3 separate regions of the Mus musculus genome follow, and all the other regions are linked to region 3. The links are chromatin loops, found by intact Hi-C in ENCODE. Cell type or tissue: heart. All regions are shown on one strand. Links, peaks and the distances in the headings refer to the core of each region. The heading gives the core; the rest is flanking DNA.

What was found. Hi-C counts contacts between places; a loop is a spot of excess contacts. Peaks named below come from ENCODE experiments on the same cell type or tissue, not always from the same donor. Only the 100,000 strongest peaks of a DNase experiment are listed, where the experiment ranks them.
Region 1: it touches region 3 in a loop (9-fold over the local background); 38 of 42 quality-filtered maps call a loop at or near these places.
Region 2: a loop joins it to region 3, with 2.8 times the contacts of the local background. A loop is called at or near these places in 3 of 42 quality-filtered maps.

What each region holds. Positions count from the first base shown.
Region 1 is chr3:157,713,372-157,721,436 of GRCm38, forward strand. No RefSeq gene overlaps it. Among named protein-coding and RNA genes, the nearest start is that of Ptger3, 150 kb to the left of the region's middle. In heart, for the core only: a CTCF peak has its summit at 4,379 (motif pointing left); no DNase peak of the experiment used is centred there.
Region 2 is chr3:158,072,925-158,080,989 of GRCm38, forward strand. It overlaps Lrrc7 (leucine rich repeat containing 7), which reads right to left. Exons shown (of 28, transcript NM_001081358.3): 28 at 1-8,065. Among named protein-coding and RNA genes, the nearest start is that of Lrrc40, 40 kb to the left of the region's middle. In heart, for the core only: a CTCF peak has its summit at 3,924 (motif pointing left); no DNase peak of the experiment used is centred there.
Region 3 is chr3:157,560,101-157,567,746 of GRCm38, forward strand. Ptger3 (prostaglandin E receptor 3 (subtype EP3)) reads left to right here and starts at 6,776. Exons shown (of 4, transcript NM_001359745.2): 1 at 6,776-7,646. The coding sequence starts at 6,918. In heart, for the core only: a CTCF peak has its summit at 5,274 (motif pointing right); no DNase peak of the experiment used is centred there; H3K4me3 peaks cover 1,123 bases; H3K27me3 peaks cover 2,410 bases.

The DNA.
Region 1 (8,065 bases), core at 1,911-6,910, 150 kb after region 3:
GGGCCTAGCAAACACAGAAGTGGATGCTCACAGTCATTATAGAATGGAACACAGGGCCCCCAATGGAGGAGCTAGAGAAAGTACCCAAGGAGCTAAAGGGGTCTGCAACCCTATAGGTGGAACAACAATATGAACTAACCAGTACACCTGGAGCTCGTGTCTCTAGCTGCATATGTATCAGAAGATGGCCTAGTTGGCCATTATTGGGAAGAGAGGCCCCTTGGTCTTGCAAACTTTATATGCCTCAGTACGGGAGGAACGCCAGGGCCAAGAAGTGGGAGTGGGTGGGTAGGGGAGTAGAGGGGAGGGTCTGGGGGACTTTTGGGATAGCATTTGAAATGTAAATGAAGAAAATACCTAATTAAAAAAAAGCTGGACATCATGGTACATGCTTGTAATCCCAGCCCTGGGAACATGGACATGGGAGTTGCTAAGTGGCAAGCCTAGCCTAATTGGCAACCTCCAGACCAGTGAGAGGCCCTAAGGTTGTACTCTGGACCTCACACACATGTGCATACATTTGTACACATGTGAACACATATGTACACATATAATCAAACACACATATTCACAGCATATTAAATGAGGAACTCCAATAAAGTACTCAGGCCACATGCTTCTCAGATAATTAGGTTGTTACTTCCTAGGCACAACTGCTATTTACAGAAATATGCCAAGGGTAACACAGTGAGGCACAGCGGCCAACACTATCTTCCTATGGTCACCAGACAGTAGCTGGAGGGAATTAAGAGTACCACATGACACCCATAGACAGTCCTTAAGAAATCGCAGGGTTGAGGATGGGGACAGGACAAGGCTTCAAGGATTTTGTGTAACTGTGTTCCTGTGCCAGTATCTCAGGCCAAAAAATCAGTAGAGGAAAAAGAAGCAGGGTATTCCCCCTGGGCTTAGTGTGCCTGGCGTCCCAGCACAGAGGAATGCAGGCTGTCTGGGCAGAAACTGAGAAGAAAGCCCAGAGGACCACAGACTGCAGCCCACTGTTTGACTTGTGATGGTATGTGGGGAACAGACAGAGCCCAACCTACCTTCCCTGGTGCCTCTAGAAGATTGAAAACTGTTTCCAAGGGGGAAAAATGCTAAATGGATCGTTCTATATATAAAAATCTATTAGGATGTCAAGTTTCTTGGGAAAACACAGTGATTCTGGAGGGGAACAAGCATAGATACAGAAAGGTGTGCGTGCATGCATGAATGTGTGTGTGTGTGTGTGTTTGTGTGTGTGTGTGTGTGTATGTGTGTGTGTGTGTGTATTTCTGTGCGTGTGTGGGTGTGTATGCATGTGTGTGCATGTGGGTGTGTATGCGTGTGTGTGTGTGTGTGTGTGTGTGTGTGTGTGTGTGCGTGCGTGTGTGGGTGTGTATGCATGTGTGTGTGAATGTGTGTGTGTGTATGAGACTATGAGACAGATGAGAAAAATGGAAAGAGGATTATAAAAACAGAGAATCAGAGACTGGCTGGCTTGAGAAACAAGGAGGGAAAGATAACTGGGCAGTATCCAATTTAATCAGTATTTATTGAGGACCTGCAGGGAGCATGGCAACCTATTGGGACCTAAGTGGAAGTAAATTCAATTCTCTCTAGCTCTGAAGAGCTGGGAAACACAGCTAGGGAGCTACCTAGGAGAAAACTGGTGTGAGGACCCACAGGGCTCTGAGCAGCACCCACAGGGCTCTGAGCAGCACCCACAGGGCTCTGAGCAACACTTGGCCTTATCCTGGCTTCCTGGACTAACTATTGGCCCTATAAGAGTAGCAGTGTATCTTTTTATGAGAACAATCTGTAATCTCAAAATAAAAGTTAGAAATATTAAAATTTAAGGGGGTTAGACAGCAATGTAGTACATTTCTCCTATCTCTGGCATGTACTGTGCAGAATTTTAATTTTAAAAATTAAAATTGTCTGGTTCATAAAATCCATTCTAGGAACTTATTCTCAAGAATATCAGCGTATGATACATACCGGAATGAAATGTCTTTAGATGGCCTGTGAGGAGAGAAGTGCAGACCCTCGGCACTCATAGCACAAAAATAAACCAGGCGGTTAGAAGAAATACAGCTTTCTTGGCAATAGTTTTATAAACTATATTTGCAGGGAAAGACCAAAATCATCAGTGTTCTTACTCTTTATTTGTGAGTATACACTCTTACACATCAGCTGCCCTGTGAAACACAGAAAGGCCTGTGGGGGATTTGTTCATTTTTGCAGAGCACAAAAGTAAGAGAGAGTTGAGGCTCGTGCATGGATCAGATAGAAATAAGAATGCAAAACGCTGCTGTGATTGTCCAGACCGTGGGGTAAAGAGAGTCACTTGGGGAAACGGAGGATGATGGGATTGCAGCTGTGGCTCCCAGGACAGAAAGGGAATCGAATCCACGCAGCAAAAGGAGCACTTCATGTTGGCATGTTGTAGGCCTGTGGTGTGCCAGGAGACAGCACGGTACTGTGGGTCCCAGAGAGCCCTGCCATGCCTGCGTGAGGAAGAGTGCAGGTTGGAAGGATCATACCATGGGCAACATTCAGGCCCACAGTGGCACCTTGTGGGTCAGCACCAATCACTGCATCTCAGGCAGTGAGCAGTTCTGGAAACTCAGCACTGCAACACGTTGTCCCCAGAGCAGCCAGTTAAATCCGTGCGAAGGGAATCAGAGAGCCATTTCTGACTTATAAACAGAAGCTCAGCTCGTTTTGTGTTTGCTTCCTCGTTGATGTGATTCATCAGCACAGAGTACCACACTGTCTGGGGTGTGGCTCCAGTCAAAAACACCAAGTCACCTCGGTAGCTTCTCCAAAATACATGTAACGTAGATAGACATGTGATTTAGCCCACCAGAATTATTAGGAGCAAAGATCACATGGATACGCTTTAGTCCCCAGAACACAGTAAGCAGTCAGTAATGATCATAAATTTTACTCAGTTTGAGAGTGAGTTTACTAGAAGTGTGACAAAATTCTGACACAAAATATTTGGGTAACAGTTGCAGAAATGGAAATGTGTACTATCTGAAAAATAATAAGGAATTAATAATTCTCCAATAAAACAGCACCAGCCTTTGCAGAAAGAACTCCATGAGAACAAACACTAACTGTATCCTACCAGGGCACTTCAGGTTAGGATGCTTCAGGATCATGGGAAAGAGCAACGGAGAAACCATCCAGGTCCCTAATAGGTCAATAGTATCGTAATGCCACCTGTCTCCCCCTCCTTCTCCTCCTTTCTTTCAACATAACCACACTGGAGGCTAAAGAGAACTTCCAATTCCCCAGTGATTGAAAGTGTTGACAAGCAGGCTGGTGACCTGGATGGATATTCACAGGACACAGACACCTCCCTAAGAGAATGTGGGAGGGAGAAGAACACACCGTGATATTTGATAAGCTGAAATAGCACATCAGAAATCAATGACATGACCTGGTGACATAACAGAGAAGCTGTTTCTAGTCATGTGTTTCTAGGTGCAGAGCCAGGCCAAGACATTGGTAATCTGACCTTTCACCTACCTATCTCTCTCCAATCTCTCCCAGGTTCAGGTTGACATTTGCACTTCAACTCTTATTGTGGCCACCAGAGCCGCTCAATCTGACCTAGACGGCATCTCTCAGATAACCACTAGGATTTCTACCTTCCTGCATTACTAAAGAACAGCTATGGCACAAACTTTCTGAATCTCTGTGGTCCATCCTATTTTCTATCGGTGGGAGTTCCTGCATCAATCTTTACGATTAACTCAATCTATTGGATGGAACCCCAATGTTGCATCCTGTTTGAAATAAGGTTTTAGAAATAATCAGAATTCTCTGTATCTTTCCTAGGTGGATTGACAGCATGGGCTCAGAAACATCCAGTCAGTTATTTACTAAGAATGTATATGTATCTCACATTTTGTCAGTCTTGAACCACGGACTTAAAAAGACACAGACTCTGAAAACGGTGGACAGAAGTACTCAAAACCACAATAAGCACTCAGCCACAGGGCTGATGCAAAGGAAGGTTTCTCTTGTAGAGAGAGAGAAAAAAAAAAAACGAATGCATAACACCAAGTGGTCAACAAGCCTTGACAAAGGTGCATGGGGTGACTGCAGAGGGCCTTGCTAAACAGCCTTAGACAAGGCTGCTTGTGGACACACCCTGATGAGGTGAGCATATACTACAAGTTAGAGATGGGGCAGATGGTCATTTGGAATCCAGTAATACATTCACAGCCGAGAAGTTAAACCAGAAATAAGGGCACCCACCTTGTCTACTGTCTGAAGGAAATATGGAGATTCAGGGTCAAGTTCGGCTTTCATCTCAAACATCTTTAACCTTGTGTTCCTGTGATAACAGCTTCCAGACTGAATGGGCTCCCAGCGCCCTCTAGTGGCCTATGTGTTAACACATGCCAGCCAATCCCTCAGCCCTTTTCCTAAACTCCCACAGGGTAAACTCCCCAGTTTTTCTGGGATAGCTGTGCCCTCATTCACGGATCAACAAGATATTGACTTTCTCTGGAACTGCACAGTTCCTTCCTCCCGTGAGACACTGATCTGAACATGTCATTTGTGTGGTCTATGCAACAGAAGTTTGCATACAAGCATGGTTAATTTATTCTTGGAGGAGGGCTGGTGCCAATTTGGTACAGAGTTGATGACGGAAAAGACCTCCTGAAGTAAATGGGCTAAGCAAGAAGATGAAGAGTTCATATAGAAATTAACAGGATATGGGATTTCTAGAAAGACAGGTTAGCATGGGTTAGTTGGAGACTTGAGAATAATTTCTTCTAGAAGCACCAGCAGTTGTAATGGAATCAATAGGTCTTCGGTGGCTTTTTCTGAGGGAGTCTACACAACTCCAAACACTTCCCAAAGTGTTTAGACCAGGAAACGCCTAGTGAGCTTCCTGTATAGCCCAAACCTGGAGTCAGCAATGAGGCCTGAGTCCTTTGAGAGACTTGCATTAAGACAGGTTCAGGCAGAGAGTTATGAAGAGCTGTGCCCCCACTGTCTGATTTCATATCTACACTGTCCGTCCCCCCCCCCCAAAGCCCTGTCTGTGCTCAGCCCTTCAGTGGGACCTTGACTTTCTTTTCTTGATGGTGACTTCTTTCATTGAAGCCTACTCCTCTTTAGTGGCCCTGTTTTTAAGTCAAGGTCCTTGAAAATACCCTAAACCTGACTCCTATTTCATCCCATACCCAGCACCTTTTCCAAACGGCAGCATTCTCAAGTCCTTGGCTTCAGTGGCCACAGTTACTGCCTTATGCTCTCCTGGCTGGTGATGGCAGCTGCCTTCATATTTCTTCTCTCCTTCTCCCTTCTTTCCTCTGCCCATCCTTGTCCATTCTGCCCTTGATACTACACAGAGGTCTAATCTTGGATGCTGTCCCAGTCCCTTCTTACTTAAAATGCATCAGGTCTCTATAACCTTCAGGCTCAAGACTTGAATCCATAAAGTGGCAGACAACCCTCTACTGATGACCTGTCCAGCAGCCTCCTATATATCCTCTAACTCTCTGATTTCAAGTATTCTCCAGAGATCCCAAGCCCACTGCATAACCACATCCCCAAAGTCCAGTTGATTCTCCAGCTTTGAAATCCTGACCCCAGGGGATGCCCACCACCACTCTTTCCACAAGGCAAAGTGCAGCATCTCTTTCAGTGTTCCATTATACATGGCTCTCCTGAGGCTCCTTCCCTGATCATTTCCTCTGAACTCCTTCTAGGACGTATCCCTGTGGACAGTCGTCTCTGTGTCAGTTGTAGGTGGTGTGTGCACAGCTGAACTGTATCATTTCTTGAGTGTTTGTTTCCTACTTGTGTCCCAGTCTCAGGCAGGATCCAACGAAACACATTAAAGATAAGACCAACCCCAGCTCTGCCACTTACAGTGGTGCTCAGGCAAGGCATTAACTCTGTGTCGCTTAGTTTTATTATTTATAAAATAGCGATAACAGCTCCTGCCTGCCCCTTAAAGTTATCAGATTAATGCATATAAAGTACTGTGAGCAAGAGTTGTTTCTAGGAAATGTTATCTCTAAGAATTACTCCAGTTTCCAGCCATGTCGTGTTAGGGCACCATGTCTTAACATTGTCAGTTTCCCAGGTCCAGCACAGTACCTGGTCCAGAACGTATGTGGAATAATGTGTATTTAAAGGAAGAATGGTTTCATACTTGTTTTGTTGGTTGCTTTGCTTGGTAACTGCCCCCCGTCCCCGTCTCTCTGGCTTCCCTTTCTGAGATCCCTTATCCTGAAGCTTTCTTTCTGTGGCAACTGTCACTAACCCTTCACATACTAAACAGCAGTGTGTGAGACAGGCTGAATAGTGAAGATGCACCCGATAACAGCACGCATTCCTTCTGCAGGACACTGGCATTGAATAAAACCACACTAATCAGCTGGCCACGAGCATGATACACAATTTTGGGGGGGAGGAGAGGGGTCAAGAAATTTTGCTGATCTATGAAAAATGAGAAGCTCACAGCCAGAACACTATCACAGAAGCTATGAGAGATGTAGGCTGTGTGTGCCACGTGTGCTAAATTCTGCAGCAGGAAGAAAGCAGGTGTACATAGGTCTTGTTCCTTGTTGTCTGCTGCAACTGCAGCTACTGTCTGGTTACTGCTTGGATGAGCCTCCTGCACAGCTCTCAGATGTCCTGTCGTGACACCTCTGAGAGCAAGAGCCTATTTTGGTTCTCTGCATGCAGAAGAATGTTGTTACTCATAACTCAGTACAACGGCCTGGTCAGAGTCCAACTTCACCTCTTATGTCACCCCCGTGTGAGCTGAGCACAGTGATTGTGAGCTTCTTGACTCTCACATACACAAACTCACCACAAACACCCGTCATCTCTTCCCTGGCCATGCATGGTGATTTCCAACGTTCATTTTTTGTAGGTCTGACATGCTTTGACTTTTTAAAAATTCTACTTTATTCTAGTCTTTTCCAGGCTATTTTCAAAATAAGTGCGTTGTTATTCACCCAATGATTTCATGTGAGCGCCCGACTCGCCAGCAAGAATGACGCCACAATAGGATCCTTCTGCACACATTTATTGGGAGAGCATTGACTGCATAGGCGAAAGACCCTGAGCCCAGAAATGGTGCTGCTTATATAGGCCTAGGAGTGACGTGTCCATACCTGATTGGTTATGCTACCAGTACCTCATTAATATGCGTCGGGCCAGGCAGTGACTCGGCAAAAAAACTCTTATGCACATGCACACATTGGTTGTTTATCCATAATCATGGGCGGTGGCCAGTGGTAGCCAGCGCCACCTTGTAATGGAGTTTGCGGCTTCCCACAATTTCACAACTCATTAGTAGATCTTGCCACTCAGCTGTAAACACAGTCCTCATTAGCCAGAAATAGTTTATGAAGACCTGTGGTTCTTGAAGGTGGCTGGCTAGGGTGGAACCCATGTTTTGGATTTTGGTTTGGTTTGGTTTTTCAGTGGTTGAAATTTCTGCCTCCCTTGAATTCTGTCAAAAGGGTTCTGTGTGGACCTGTGATCTGGGGGACGTGAAGACAGTCAGCTGTGCTTCCTCATCTGTAGATGGTATTACACTTCCCTTATACAGTGCTATCAGTATTCAGAACTGAAGTTACTGTCTTGAGCTGTGCCAGATCACACACAGAGCAAAGATGATTGAGGGAAAGTATTCCAGCTGTGAGAGAAAAAAATAACTTCCATTAGCAAGTAAATCCATGACAAGCAGAGGAAGCTACCACTCCCCGACGTAATAAGTGACCTTTGCGGTTAGATTGGCTTCAAAATTATACAAGGGAAGAGTGAATCTTTATAAAAACTACTCCCCAAGGGATCCAGGCTTCAAACTTGTTTTACATCTTGTATAGCGTTCAAGTGGAATGTCTTGATATTACTTTCATTTTACATTTTGCATCTTCAGCTTGAGATTTCAGAATAAGAATTAAAAAAGAAAAAACAGAGCAAGAAAACTGTAAATCTCAGCAGGTACCTGGAGAAAGAGGATGGAAAGAAGGAGAGAAACCCTCTGTTTCTGATTTAGGCCTGGTCGTCCACAAGCAACAGAAGGCAAACCTGT
Region 2 (8,065 bases), core at 1,088-6,087, 510 kb after region 3:
ACTCACTCTGTAGAACACATGTGGCCTTGAACTCCGATATCTACCTGCTTCTGCCTCCCAAGTGCACAATCTCGTTTTCAAATGCGGCTATGCTACATGTTTCTGCTAAATATTTTCTAATTTAATGCACAGATACACTAAGTCACTCTAGGTCTTCACCATCACAGGTAGCTGTGTTGTCACACCTGAATGCGTCCTAATTTATTACTGCTGCCCCAACTCTAGACTAATCTGGGGTGGGGGTGGGACTCTAGTTTTAACCTCAAGGAAGTAAAACAAGCAAGCAAGCAAGCAAACAAACAAAAGCCCCTGTTCTCCTTGCCATGTAATACGGTAGCAGGAGAGACTTTATATGGGAACTTGGGGAGTTATCACTTCTTAGCAGCTAATGTGGATAAGGCAGCTGAAATAGTCACTAGGACCAAACACTAATAATCTCAGCTGCTTATGAGGTACCCACAAGGTGTTTACAGGAAACCCTAGTACCAGGAAATCTGTTTGTTTTTTTCTTTTTACTTTTCATCCAATTTTATTATCTTAGGTGCAGTTTAAATTGCATTTCTTGTTGGCCTCTCAGGGTCTTATTTTCTGTACAGACACAGTACCTCAAGGACATAAGTTGAAGCAATAGGCCTTGGCTTTCCAGCCATGAGAAGCCCTATCTCTACATTCTCTCTGGCTTTGTTCCTTGATGGCAGCCTCCCTGAAGGACTAAATTAAAAGGAATGGCAAGCCAGGCCTAATAACTTATCCTGGATGATACTGCCTCCTCTGTCTCTAAAGACTTGTCCTTTCTGCACAATAAACACAGGTGAGAAGCAAGAGCTGGCCTTCTAGAATGTTCTGTATCCACAGTGTGAATCGGTAAAGCTGAAAGGAATCCTTTGCTGCCGTGTGGGAGTGAGGGAGATCGTGAGTATGTGGTCTCTGCTCTCACATTTCTCGAAGACAGCAGTTTGTAGACTTAAGCATCTATCTCCCCACCTGATTGTTTCTTGACAGGGCTTAGTTGTATGTTTAACTGCTGCCACAGTAAAACTTTGAACATATGCCTCTTTTTATTTAATTTAATTGCAAGGGCAACCAGAAAAGGAAAGGCTTAAAAAAATCATTACATTTTTTTTTTAAGTCTTAATACCACAGGCTAGAACTCTGGAAACACTCCCGTCATCACTTCTGTATGGGTTGGGTGTAGCTCAGGGGTGGGGCATCCACATGCTCCACAGGCACAAACTCCTAGGTAGAATGCCTAGAAACAACAGTCCCTGAACTACATATATTCAAACTACAGGTCTGGAAGCACTTAAACAAACAAACAAACAAACAAAGTCTGTACAGTGGTATAGGTGAACATGTTGGGGTATTTATTAAAGTAATTTTAAAAAAGAAAGCCGAAGTCATGATTTCTCATTTTTGAGCTATTTATGACAACCCAGGGCTGTAGAGCCTGAGGTCCAGATTTTGAAGAGATGCGTGAAAATTAAAAAAAAAAGGAATACTAATACCAAAAAGGACAGAGGTGTGTGTTTGTGTGTGTATGTGTAGTTGGTGGGGGATTGGTTCCCACATTTGACTTGTGTTGGGAGGCAGGCACAGGGATGTGCAGGTTGGGCAACCGTATCTAACTGTATGCTTGCTGGAGTCTCTCTTGGTCTGAAGGAATCTTTGAGATCCTATCAAGAGCAAAGTACTTATTGCCAAGTTGAATGTTCCCACAATAAGGCTGTGCAAATGTGTTTGCCAGCTAGTTTAAAACATGAGGAACACTGGGTCAAGATAGGTGGCTGGGGACAGGTTACATAGAGTTTGGGAGAAGCTGGGACTTACCAGCTGCCTGATGATTTTCTCATGAATCAAATTCTGCTATAACAAACACCAAAATAAATAAATAAATAGATAGATAGATAGATAGATAGATAGATACATAGATACATAGATAGATATGAAAGAAAGAAAGAAAGAAAGAAAGAAAGAAAGAAAAAGAAAGAAAGAGGAAGGAAGGAAGGAAAGAAACAGTTTTGCTGATCACGATCACTCATCTATTGTAGAATGTGACACAAACTGGGACAGGGTTAGGGAAGGTGTCAGAGGCCACTTAAGTTAGTGCCAGTTTTTCTTGCAGTTTTCTCTTTCTACACTGAAGGATAACTCCACTAACCAACATGAATAACTCTAACATTCTGAACAGCTAAAAACACAGTCCTGAGCACTTCATACTGCAGAGTAGAAAAGGGTGTTTGCTTTGCGTCAGAGCTGGCAGGGTAGACAGCAAGAGCCTTAATCTTGAAGGGCTTGGTGATCTCAGGACAAGAGGGAATGTGCTAACTGAGAGACTATTCCAGGAACAGAACACTAAGATTACTATGTAGACCAAGAAAAACAAGCAAAAAATACTTCAATGGTTTGTACCAAAATTTGAGTGGCACTACAGTACCAGAGCCACAAGGAAGATTCGGCAGTACTGTGGAACACAGAAGAGCATCTGGGCAGCCTCTCAGCATTGTTCCAAGGTTCTTCCCAGTTCTCATTCTCTTGCTTAGTTCTACAACCAAAAATTTTAGGAGTACATGAAAGTCGGAAAGGAGGATAATGATGAAATAGAGAAGAAAGCAAGTTAAAAGTCAAACGTTTTCCAAAAGAAGAGACCAGTGGTTGGCACTGTTGCGCTTGCTGGCAGGTAACACTGCTCAAGTCCAAGGTGGCTGGGGGATGCTTAGCCTCCTAAAAGGAGCAGAAGTTCACCTGGTGAGCCTTCCTGGTATCATAAAACCAGCAGGCTTGATTGAGGTCACAGCGATTAGTCCCAGCCCCTTAAAGAGGCTGACTAGAATCTGCTCAGAGCTCACTATAGGAGCTGGTGACCTGGTGGCCAGAAGAAAGCAGCTTCCTTTGGAGAATAACACCGGGACTTAAAGTTTTAGTAAGCTTCAGGGAAGAACATTCTGTCATCTGTTTACTCTTGCTGAAAGAGGAGATTAAGTGTTGGCAGAGGGGAGTCTGAAGCTCAAATGGGGATGGTTCTGATGGGATCAGCAAGGGAAAAGCTTGCTGAGGCAGAGGTTACAGTGAAGACATCCTTAGCTTAGATGTGGCTTCCTCCATCAGGACCCAGCCATCAGAGGCCCTGAAATTCTAAATATCTCAGAACCATGTGCACCCTGAAGGTAGTCAATAGTCTGTGCTTGCAATATGTGGATCTTCTGATTGAAAGAGGCTGGGGATGGGTTTACTGTAGGCCTTTCTTGAAACCCAATTCTCACTTTATGCGATGCTTTTTAAAAAAGCATTCTCTATGCAATAAACTCCATTTAGGATAGGCTAATTACTTGTACACATGAATAAAGTGAAAAGTGAGTTTACAGAGGAGTTACTACCAGATGTCAGCCAGAAATGTACATTCAGGCAGGACCTTGATTAGTATTTCATTAAGAGAGGCCATTCAGGTAAACTTGATGCTTAACTTTTGGAGAGATAATTTACAAAGTAAATAATGATGATTTAAAGCAAATATATTGCCACATCAACTGAAGGGAATTGCGGATCAAATAAGGGAGATCAGCACAAAGTATTTGGAAGACTCAAGAAAGCTAAGGAAACTGGAGGATGTGCTTGATGAACAGGTTAGAAAGATCGGAATCACAGCACACTCTGGTCCAAGGGTGAGAGAGAGAGAGAGAGAGAGAGAGAGAGAGAGAGAGAGAGAGAGAGAGAGAGAGACTGACTCTGGAAAGTTGATTCAACCTGAACATTTTAGTACAGAAAGATATAGAATCCACTGGCATCATTTAATCTTAGAGCATAGTTATAATCTTTAATAAAGAGGGTAGAAAGGGCTATTACTAACAACTCCATCAGCTACAAGAACAGCCTGGGAAGATGTGTCTCAACTCTTACATCAAATCTAGGAAGATTCTCTCCATCTAGTGGTGACTCTTTGTAACTACATGCTCCTTAAAAAAAAAAAAGTTTTGTGGGCATGTTCAAATGATTGTAAGGATAGCATGTATCTCAGGCTTGAACCCAGAACCCTAAAAGAAGGAAATTTTGGTGGAAAAGCAACAATAATTTGGCGCTTCCTCAGTTTTATTAGTGGATGGTGGTAACACATCGGTAAGACAGGCCTCCTTACTGGGGAATTCAGGTGGTATATTGTATCTCAGTAAAACGCTCTGTTGACTATGGGTACCTCATTTCTCCTCTGAATTTTTCATGTTCTTTTATGATGTTCTTGTCTCTTCTCCCCACCTTCATATTGTATAAACAATTTAAGCCAACAACCTCCCTAGTCATATTATACAGACAAATGGATCTTTACATTAAATGAGTCTGAAGTCAGCCTTGACCACATACAGTCTTCAATAGACACCTCAGTGGGACTTGAGGACTATGTCCAAGATGGGGTCCGGAGCTTGGTGGTCTCTAAGACACTTAAAACCACAGCTTTGTGAGTTCCACACCATCCTTCATGTCTCTAGGACATTTCTGACAGCATGGCTTCTCCCCAGAAGAAAGTTCTGAACTAATTAAAAGGACATAAATAAAATGTTTTCAAATGGAACAATTGTTCTGTTGTTAAAGGTTTTGGGCAGTTCTGGCATCTTTAGAACACGTAAAAAGGAAGTGAAACTTAGCTTCTTAACAGCACAGGGTTCTGAAAGTCTGAGAAGAAATGGCAAAGAGAGGGGGGAAGTCAGCTTAGAGGATGCCTCCACCCCCAGCAAAAATGAGAATAGTGAATCTAAGGTTTACCACTTAAGGATATACAGCTTGAGCATCAGTCACCCATTCAAGTCAATATTTGTTAAATATGTCACTTACTCTGCTTGTGGCACTAAGGCTGAGGGATTGGTGTGTTCTGGTGTTGCCGTTCAGAAGACATGTAAATGCTTCTTGTTTTTTTTCTGTCCCTCTGTCTCTCTGTGTGTCTTTGTCTCTGTCTCTCTCTCTCTGTCTCTCTCTCTTATAACACAGACCAAGCAGCCAGGGGCTCAGGCAGAGTGAAGGCTACACCATGTCCGTGGTACTGACACACAGAAGTTTTCCCATTAAGATTAAGAAAGCCTTCATGCTCACTGAGGCAGGACTCCGAAGGCCAAGCATGATTGGTAACTTGGAAAGGCGTCTGGGAGAGGAAGCCTGCTAGCGGAACCAATGTGTACCGAGGTGGTGAATCACTGGGATACACAGAAGTAAAAGAACACCTAGTCTGTGTGTTCTTTTCAAAGAAAAGATACAAGCTGGTACAATAATCAGAGGCCTCAGCTCTCCTGAAGGAAAACAGTTTGATTTGTGAATATGTGCAATCTAATGGCATAAACAGGCTGTGACAGTGTTCTTAAACCCACAGGGCAATACACAGGCAAAAATATTGTTCCCCGTTTACTGCCTTTCTTTTTTGATTGATGGATTAATTGATAAGAGACAGGGTCTCACTATATGGCTCTGACTGTCCTGGAACTTACTATGTATACCAGGTTGGCCTTGAGCTCATAGATAGTCACCAGCTCTTGCCTCCTGAGTTCTGATTAAAGGTGTACACCCCTACACTGGGATGTTTACTGCCTTGCTGCGTGGCCGGTTCTAACACTGGACTCTGAAAGTGTGCTCTAGAGGTGGTGGGTACAGGAAAGACCTTCTCTTGTGCCTGTGTCTGTTATGATTTTATCATCTACTAATGCCACAGCATGGAGCTGAACACTAGGTCAGATTGGGGGACAACTGTCTTCATGACAACCCTTCCTCCAAAATCCAAGAGATTCTTGGTTCTATTTCCCTTGTCCAAAAATATCTTCAGTCCAGCCATGATCCGCTTGTCAAATGTCTTTTTAAGTCCCAACAAATGCTTTAAATGCTCTACCAGTGGCCCTAGGACCCAGTAGGAAGAAATGTATAGAGAGAGCTCCAATTAAAGTACTGTTCCAATCCAGACAGAGTTGATGCCATCAGCCCTGGCATGGGGTAAGGGCAGAGACAGAGGACTCACCATACCCGCCTCATTCTGTCTGCAGCTTCTCTTTCCTCCCAGCTATGATGTTTTGTGCAGAGGAGAGACTGTACTGTGTCCCCAACAGGCCTGATGCACGGGGGTGCCCAGCAGATAATTGTCATAAAATTTATAATCACTGCACTTTGTTTTTGTGACAGTCTGCAAAGTCATGTCTCTTGATGCCTTGACTGTATAACATATCTTCCATTACTGAGATCAGCTACCCTATTGCGAAGGAGTTTGCTGTTGAAAACAATATTATGTTAGTTTTCTCGAGGTGAGAGATGCCTGCCTATCTGTACAACCATATGCTCATTGTTTTATTTTAAAATAGGGGATGGGGATCAACACTACAAATAATACACTTGTTCAAAATGAGAGAACAAACTTTTCAAGGGAAGGAAATTTGAATGATCCTTTTAAACCCCTTTTCCATATCCATTCATATAAACAAATGATACTAGCTTAAACGATAAAACAAGAGCCTTTTTTTAATAAAGGAGGGAAAATTATGCTATATTTGGAAATTCATGTGCTGGGGACTGGCCTACTGCTTCAGCCTTGGCCAGCTCTATATAGGATTTTAGCATTTTCTACATTTCCCAATATTTAATTTGTTATGGTGCTACCATGAACCAAGTTGTGCCAAAATAAGACTGTATCTTGAAAATTTGGAAGAAACGGCTATACCCCACATCTCCTGGCTGCTTGCACATGCTGGGTCCAGGTCTGTCATTTTAAAAAGTTTTTTCTTACTTAGGGTGATGTCAAAGAATCCACCTGCAGAACCCAGGGAGTCAAGGTGTCCCTAAAGTTGAAACTATATCTCCTTATTTCCCCCCAAAAAATCAGCTCCTAGGAAAAATCAAGACAATCATAGAGTGAAAAAGCAAAGGGACCCACATTCCTTTGTTTTCACTGTTGGTTTTAAAGTAAAACCTTGAAGTGTTTTTTCCTCTTCATTCTTTCTTTCTTTCTTTCTTTTTTCTTTTTTTTTTGTTTTTGTTTTTTTCGAGACAGGGTTTCTCTGTGTAGCCCTGGCTGTCCTGGAACTCACTCTGTAGACCAGGCTGGCCTCGAACTCAGAAATCTGCCTGCCTCTGCCTCCCGAGTGCTGGGATTAAAGGCATGCGCCACCACTGCCCGGCTCTCTTCATTCTTTCAAAACTCTTGAATGCTTTAGGGTGGAAGGCAGGTGCTTCTGTCCTCACAGGAGAGTGTCTGTGGATAATTTTCTCACAGTGTTAAAGGTTGGGAAGACTACTAGGTACCCCAATATGCATAAAAGCAGCTCAGAGAAAGTCTCCCAGTATGGCAAAAACCTAACACTGAGAACGGAGAGGCAACAGTGAAAATAAGCAAAGATGTGGAAAGGTGGCTTCGTTAAGGCACCGCCACCCTCACACATCTTTGTGCATGAGCTGTTTGCTGCTGTCAGCAACATGGTAAGCACTGACTCTTCCCTAGGAGAGTTGCTCTCAAGCTGGGGCAGAAGCCCCCAGTTGATATTCTGGGTCTTCTGGCAGCTGGAGCTCTGGAGGCTTGTCTCAGTGGGTTGGAAACAACACTCACCTCCACTGGACAGCAAGGGTGGGTAGGGCATGAGTCTACAGAAAGACAACAGCTCTGAGAGGAGACTAGCTTTGCATGTTAGACGCAGACATGTCTCCAGATGCGTCATAACAGAGATGGAAACACAGTAGTGTCTGCCTTTGTCTTGTACATGGGTGTGGTGGGAAACTCACTGAATCCTGTTGACTAAAATGGAGCCATACAGATGTGCAGGAGAGTCAACATTCATATTTCTTGTAACATTGTCTATGTGTGTCCCACAGAGCACACCCAATTTCCCTTAGCCCACATTCTATTTGATTGACATAGCATGTTTTCAGGGGAAGCCAGGCTAATGCTCCAAGTAAGGAAAGAGTGCCTCTCCTAGGTTTGCTAGGAAAAAAGTTTATGAAAGTAGTCTTAAATCTAGAAAATTCACCAAAGTCCTAACTGGGTCAAGAAGTTACACCCATGAGACGGATGTGGCTACATCACTGACTGGCATTTGAATATTTGGTTAAGCTGTGG
Region 3 (7,646 bases), core at 2,647-7,646:
CTCATAAGGCAAATTACATTTAGTTTTTTAAAGTCCCCAGTCTCTCTGATAAGTGGATATTAGCCCAGAAGCTTAGAATACCCAAGATACAATTTGCAAAACACATGAAACTCAAGAAGAAGGAAGACCATAGTGTGGATACTTCATCCCTCCTTAGAATGGGGAACAAAATACCCATGGAAGGAGTTACAGAGACAAAGTTTGGAGCTGAGACGGAAGGAAGGACCATCCAGAGACTGTCCCATCCAGGGATCCATGCCATAATCAACCACCAAATGCAGACACTATTGCATATTCCAGCAAGATTTTGCTGAAAGGACCTTGATATAGCTGTCTCTTGTGAGGCTATGCCAGTGCCTGGCAAATACAGAAGTGGATGCTCACAGTCATCTATTGGATGGAACACAGGGACCCCAGTGAAGGAGCTAGAGAAAATACCCAGGGAGCTGAAGCGGTCTGTAACCCTATAGGAGGAACAACAATATGAACTAACTACCCCCTGAGCTCGTGTCTCTAGCTGCATATGTAGCAGAAGATGGCCTAATCGGCCATCATTGGGAGGAGAGGCCCTTGATCTTGCAAAGATTATATGCCCCAATACAGGGGAACGCCAGGGCCAAGAAGTGGGAGTGGGTGGGTTGGGGAGCAGGGGGTGGGGGAGGGTATATGGGGATAGCATTTGAATTGTAAATGAAGTAAATATATAATAAAAATTGTTTAAATAAATAAAATAAAATTAAATATAAATAAATAAATAATAAAGTCCCCAGTCTTAGCTATTACAGGCAGGGTTGCACTTTGTGATTCAAAACAATGTCTTAATTGTGAGTCCCTACAAAATCAAAACATATTCCCACTATTCAGCACAGAGTAAACATAGTAAACATCACCTTCTTAAGGGATATGTGGGGCAGGGGGCTGGACAAAAGTGAGACCAAAACCCAGCAAGACAAACAACAAATCTAACGTCTTAGGTGCCTGTCTTCATCTGGTAGAATTGGGCAGACCCACCCTACAGTTCTGCCACCTCTAGTATACTGCCACCTCTAGTATACAGCTTTGGGCCCCATCTTTAGATAATCCAAGTAATGATGGTCCCACTTCTCAGAATCACCTTGCTGTATCAACTACTGTTCATTATTATTACAAAATTCTTGACAAAAGCAATTCAAGTGTTTGGTTTCTCTTACAGTTTGGGGACGGGCTGAGTTCACAGTGCAATGCAGTCATCCTGGCAGAGGTAAAACACAACTAACTGGTCAGTCACATCACACCCAGAGTCAGGGAGCAGAGAGATTGGCTGGGTTCCTTCTTTCCCTTTTCTGAATGGAGCTGCCCACACCCAGGGTGAATGTTCCATCCCTAGTTAATCCTCTCTGGAAACACCTTTACAGACACAGGCAAAGATTTACCTCCTGGATGAATAAATCCAGCCAAATTGACTGTGAAAATAAACTACCAAATAAACAAAACATTTAAAAAAAATAATTGGCTAGATTGTTAGCATTCAAGAAGGATGAAAATTTCCAGGAATATTGACCCAAAGGGGTGATCATATGTTACTAAACAAACAAAATATGCTGCCAGGACACTCCTAGTAATTACTGTCAGAGAAGAGTTAACAAATGTTCTGTTTTAGACTAGATTTATAGTTCAAGCATACATTTAAATCTTGGTTCTTTCTATGTGTGGTCAAGGTCATGTTTATTTTTATTTCTGAACAGATTTGATTTAGGGGTTTGTTTTTCAGACAAGATCTTGCCAGGTGGCCTTCACCAGGGTCTTCAAACTTATGGAAATTCTCCTGCCTTAACAAATCCTGAGATTATAGTTAGGTAGCACCATAATCAGCTTTATAATTGTATTTTTTGAAGACCTATGACAAAAACAATTTAACTTGCAAATATGTACCATGGTGTATATATGTAATAAAGAGTTCATACACATATGTACAATATATTGTATTTATTGTGTGTATATATGTATATATATATATGTATATATATAACATGTATATTTCTAGAATATTCTCTTTCACTGAACTTTGCCTTAGTTTCTTCCATGTGAATGGTATATAAACTCTACTTCAGAAAATATCATAAGTTTTTGGGAGGACTAAGCTCAGAGCCAGGCTGATCCAATGATAGGCTGCACACTGACAGTTTGGGAGACTAGGCCTACAAGCTATTTCCCAGAAATAAGAACCTGGATCTAGGAACTCATGATTAGCCTACCAGAGCCCCGGGCAACCAATCTGAGAACACCTTGTCATCTGGCCTGAAGTTAGAGTAGTAGCTAGAATGAATAAGCAACCCTCCAGGGAGGTTTCTGAGCCTAACCAATTGTAGAATTAGTCAGACCCCAAGAGATAAAGCTAACCAATCACCGTAAAAGGACGCATATCCCTGCCCAGAATTCCTCTAACTAACATTCGAGCCCACTATGCATCTCCATTCCCAAATCGGGAGACCTCTGCATTCGGGAAATTCAGCTGAATAAACACTCTTTGCTTTTGGATACTGTTTGAATCTGGGATATCATTCTTTGGTGATTCTTGAACCCTAACATTTTGGTGCTTAAATTTGGAAAGGACACATTAAAAACAGCAATGGTGGAGCTGGAAAGATGGCTCAGCAGTTAAGATCACTAACTGCTCTTCTTCAAGAGGTCCTGAGTTCAATTCCCAGCAACCACATGGTAGCTCACAACCATCTGTAATGGAATCCAATGCCCTCTTCTGGTATATCTGAAGGGAGCAACAGTGTACTCATATAAGTAAAATAAATATTTTTTAAAAGAGAAACATTACATTAAAAAAAACCAGCAATGTCTTCCTATGCTAGTATCACATTGCCTTGAAAAATTAATAAATGTTAGTTTTAAATAACAAAGACCATATTCTGCTAAAGTATAACTCAGTAGAAAACATTTGAAATGATTTTTAAAATCAGAGAGATTAATTTAAAAAATAAGTGGGAAACATGAAACAGAGGGCTGTTATTGGAATGAAGCTAACTGCTGAACCTTCATGAACATACCCTGGGAATCAGGGGTAGGGAAATCACAGCTGTACACATAAAAGGTGCTAGTGACTGCAATCAGGCTTGGAGAGGAGTCACACAACTGGGCCTACTGTAGAGATGCAAAAGAACCCATTCTGATCCACATCTCACAGCTGAACTCTGCCCAAAGTGAAGAGGCCTCTCAGAAAAGAAACAAGTACTGAGAAGCTAGAAATCATATAATTGTTGAATATGTCTACAGCTTAGATGCTTCTAAAGGAATGCCTACCCACTATGGGCAATTCAGGATGCATCAGGAAATTGAAAGACGCACCATTACCAGAGAGTGTGGTCCCATTACTGATTTACCAGCAAATTACTGAAGCACAGAGAAGGTCCATCTGCAGTGAACACAGAATAAAGCAGGCATGAGAGAGTGAAGACTCAGAAATAGCAACGGGCTTGTAATTCAGGAATTGTCCAGTGGGTCAGTCAAGTGACCACAGGAAAAAAATGCAACCCAGAGTCACTACAATGTATAATTTCCACTAAGTTATAGGATGCCACCTTCAGAGTAAATCAGCCCACAAATACAAGACTCCTGGGATCCCTCTACTTCCCTCGGTGGGGCTTCTGAAAAATCAAGAGATTGATGTTGAAATATAAACCTGATAGGTGTAGAGGCTTCAATGTGTTGGTTGGCATCCCTAAAACTAAGACAGTGTGTAACAGACCAGGTGCCCAGTGAGTACTCACTGAATGACTGAAGACGAAGGATGAGAAAGAACCACTGTTCTTACATGGCAACAGTGGATCTGGTTCTGAGGCCAAGTCCCTAGGGACGTTTAATGTGGTAAGTTCATACACATTAGCTGAATATTAAAATGTGGTTGAATCTAAAAAAAATGATACAAATGAGATGAATCATTTGCATATTGAAATTAAAATATTAATATTTTAATATTAATCTCTAGAGATTAATTTAATCTCTAAAGCAGAATTTAAATGTGACGATAGGTGAATATAAGCTTTAATGTTTTTGAAAAATGAAAATACGCTCCTTTTATTTCAGCCTCCACTGGTTTATTGGTTAATCAGAGATTCAAGTACAGGGCTGAGCTCATTCCCTCAAGCCTGTGGAAATGATCAGTCTAGTGATAAGATTTGTAATCCCAGCAATGGGGGCAAGGGGGACAAGGATCCTTATCCCTGAGGATCACGGACTAGTCATTCTATCCCAATTTGTGAGCTCCAGGAGATGAGAGACCCAGTCTCAAAGTACATGGAGGGAAAGAGGAGAACATGATCAGGTATTGGGGTGGGGTGGGGGTGACACTGGACTGAAGCCCCGAGGGCCAGCAGAAAGAATAGAAACAGTCAACCTATGGCGGTAGTAGGTGGGGGGACCCTCTAGAATGTATTAGAAACCTGGGACATGAGAGACTCTCAGGACTCAAAGGTAGGGGCCTTAGATGAAATGCCCTACAGTGGGGAGAGGGAGCTTATAGAGTCCACCTCCAGCAGAAAGACAGGACATCAAGTGAAGGGATGGGGTTGCCATCCTACAGTCAAAAACTCTGACCCAAAATTGTTCCTGTCTGAAAAAAAAACCTGCAGAGTCAAAAATGGAGGAGAGCCTAAGATAAAGAAGGTCCAGTGACTGGCCCAAATTGGCATCCAGCTCAAGGGGAGGCCTCAAGGCCTGACACTATTACTGATATTATGGAGTGTTTACAAACAGGAACCTATCATGACTGCCCTCCGAAAGGCCCAACAAGCAGCAGCTGAAAGACTCAGATGCAGATATTTACACCTAACCAATGGACAGAGGCTGGTGACCCCTGTGGTTGAATTAGGGAAAAGCTGGGAGAAGCTGAGCAGGAGGGCAACCCAATAGGAAGAGCAGTAGTCTCAACTAACCTGGACTCCGGAGATCGCTCAGACACTGAGCCACCAACCAGGCAGCATACACCAGCTGGTATGAGGCCCCCAACACACATACAGCAGAGGACTGATGGGTCTGGGTTCAGTCAGAGAAGATGCACCTAACCCTCAAGAGACTTCAGGTTTCAAGGAGTGGGGAAGGTCTTGAGGGGTGGGGGGTGGGGAACATCCTCTTGGAGCCGGGGTTTTGGGGGGAGGAGGAGGTATGGGATGTGGAACAGTTAGAAGGCAGACCAGGAGGGGGATTAAAGAATTAAAAAAAAAAATGTTTTAAAGAAATTCTCTTTAATACAAGATAGTGCATGTTAGCAGTTTAGCCACTAGAGGGGAGTGTCGTTTCAAATGAACTAAGTCAACTCTTGGCAGCTAGCAAAAGAACCAACAGGAAAACAACCAGGAGAATCTAAAAGTTACTTATTTGCAGGGTGAACAGCTAAAATGTAGGTAACTCTGGCTGGGAAAAAAAAAATGCTTCAAGAAGAGAAGGGTTTCTGAAACTTTGTTAAGAGCTGTCAACAAAGGAATACACATGGCTCCAGCTGCATATGTAGCAGAGGATGGTCTTGTCATGGTATCAAGTGGAAGGAGAGGTCCTTGGTCCTATGAAGGTTGGATAGATGCCCCAGTGTAGGGGAATCAAAGGTGGGGAGGTGGGAGTGGGTGGGTGGGTGGAGGAACACCCTCTTAGAAGCAGGGGGAGAGATGTGATAGGGTGTTACAGGGAGGGGCGGGAAAGGGGATAACATGAAATGTAAATGAAAATATCCAATAAGAGAGAGAGAGAGGGAGAGAGAGAGAGAGGGAGAGAGAGAGAGAGATTGATTAACTATCTTTGCCAATACATGTTCTTATGGTCGACCTTCTCAGTAAGCATTAGGCAGGGGGAAGTGACCTAATGAATAGAATGCTAACCACTCAAAGGAAGACCTGAATTGGGATTCCCAACACCTGAGTAAAAGTAGCCTGGCTGTTGGGCTTGGGTGTGTGAGGCCATACCAGGCCGGGAGTCACAGTGGAAGACACTCCATGTTGAAGTCTGACCTCAATGTAAATACGAAAGGACTCTCTCTCTCTCTCTCTCTCTCTCTCTCTCTCTCTCTCTCTCTCTCTCTCTCTCTCTCTCTCTCACACACACACACACACACACACAGCGGGGTGGGAAATAGGGGGATGATAATGTAAACAAGTTAGTTATTAATAAATATAAAATTTTTGATCTAACTAAAGGGTGGCATATTTTCTTTGATGTATGAATTCCAGAATACTCTTAAAATTTAAATGTATCATTATACTGAAATGTCACTCAGTGAAAATGTGAATTTGCTATGTACTTTCACCTGTGTGCTTACTTGGTTTTGGATTTTTAAACTGACATTATCCTAGAAAAGTATTTTACCAATATGAGTTTGGAATTAGTCCAAAGTAAAATAAGGCAATAGTTTCAGGAAGACTTAAAACACAAACTCATCCCTATTCTTTCCCAGATGTGAGTATCATATGTATATACATATGATATTGATACATATACATATATATATTTATATATATATATTAAATAAAACAAATTCAATGACAGTCAAACATGAGGAGAAATCAGCATTGCGATTCACGCAGCTACTAACATGTCAGATTTCGTCTTTTCTCCAGTGTCACGTAACCCAAAGGCTGATGAGCACTTTACAGAGTCCCAGAGCTGGAGAGGCAGACCTAGGGGGCGCGGCGCCAGGTGATCCCAGCCCACACCGCCCTTCGCCTGCCTACTCGCAGCACCGCCCCTCGAGCTCCAAGGCGCGGGAGGAGCCTCGCGCGGCGTCGGGCGGCGCCTGTCCAGTCCCCGCAGCCTAGCGCGGGAGGCGGCGGGCGATGGAGAGCAGAGCCTGGGCTCCGGCTGTCCCCCAGTGCACTCTGCTGCTATCCCGCAGCTGAGCCGGGAGGCTCCGGCCCCGTGCGCCCTACCGTGGCCCCGCCACTATGGCTAGCATGTGGGCGCCGGAGCACTCTGCTGAAGCGCACAGCAACCTGTCAAGTACTACCGACGACTGCGGCTCCGTGTCCGTGGCCTTTCCCATCACCATGATGGTCACTGGCTTCGTGGGCAACGCGCTGGCCATGCTGCTCGTGTCGCGCAGCTACCGGCGCCGCGAGAGCAAGCGCAAGAAGTCTTTCCTGCTGTGCATTGGCTGGCTGGCGCTCACCGACTTAGTGGGGCAGCTCCTGACCAGCCCGGTGGTCATCCTCGTGTACCTGTCACAGCGACGCTGGGAGCAGCTCGACCCATCGGGGCGTCTGTGCACCTTCTTCGGGCTAACCATGACAGTGTTCGGGCTATCCTCGCTCCTGGTGGCCAGCGCCATGGCCGTGGAGCGCGCCCTGGCCATCCGTGCGCCGCACTGGTATGCCAGCCACATGAAGACTCGCGCCACGCGCGCGGTACTGCTGGGCGTGTGGCTGTCTGTGCTCGCCTTCGCGCTGCTGCCGGTGCTGGGCGTGGGCCGCTACAGCGTGCAGTGGCCGGGCACGTGGTGCTTCATCAGCACCGGGCCGGCGGGCAACGAGACAGACCCTGCGCGCGAGCCGGGCAGCGTGGCCTTTGCCTCCGCCTTCGCCTGCTTGGGCTTGCTGGCTCTGGTGGTGACCTTTGCCTGCAACCTGGCGACCATCAAAGCCCTGGTGTCCCGCTGTCGGGCCAAAGCCGCCGTC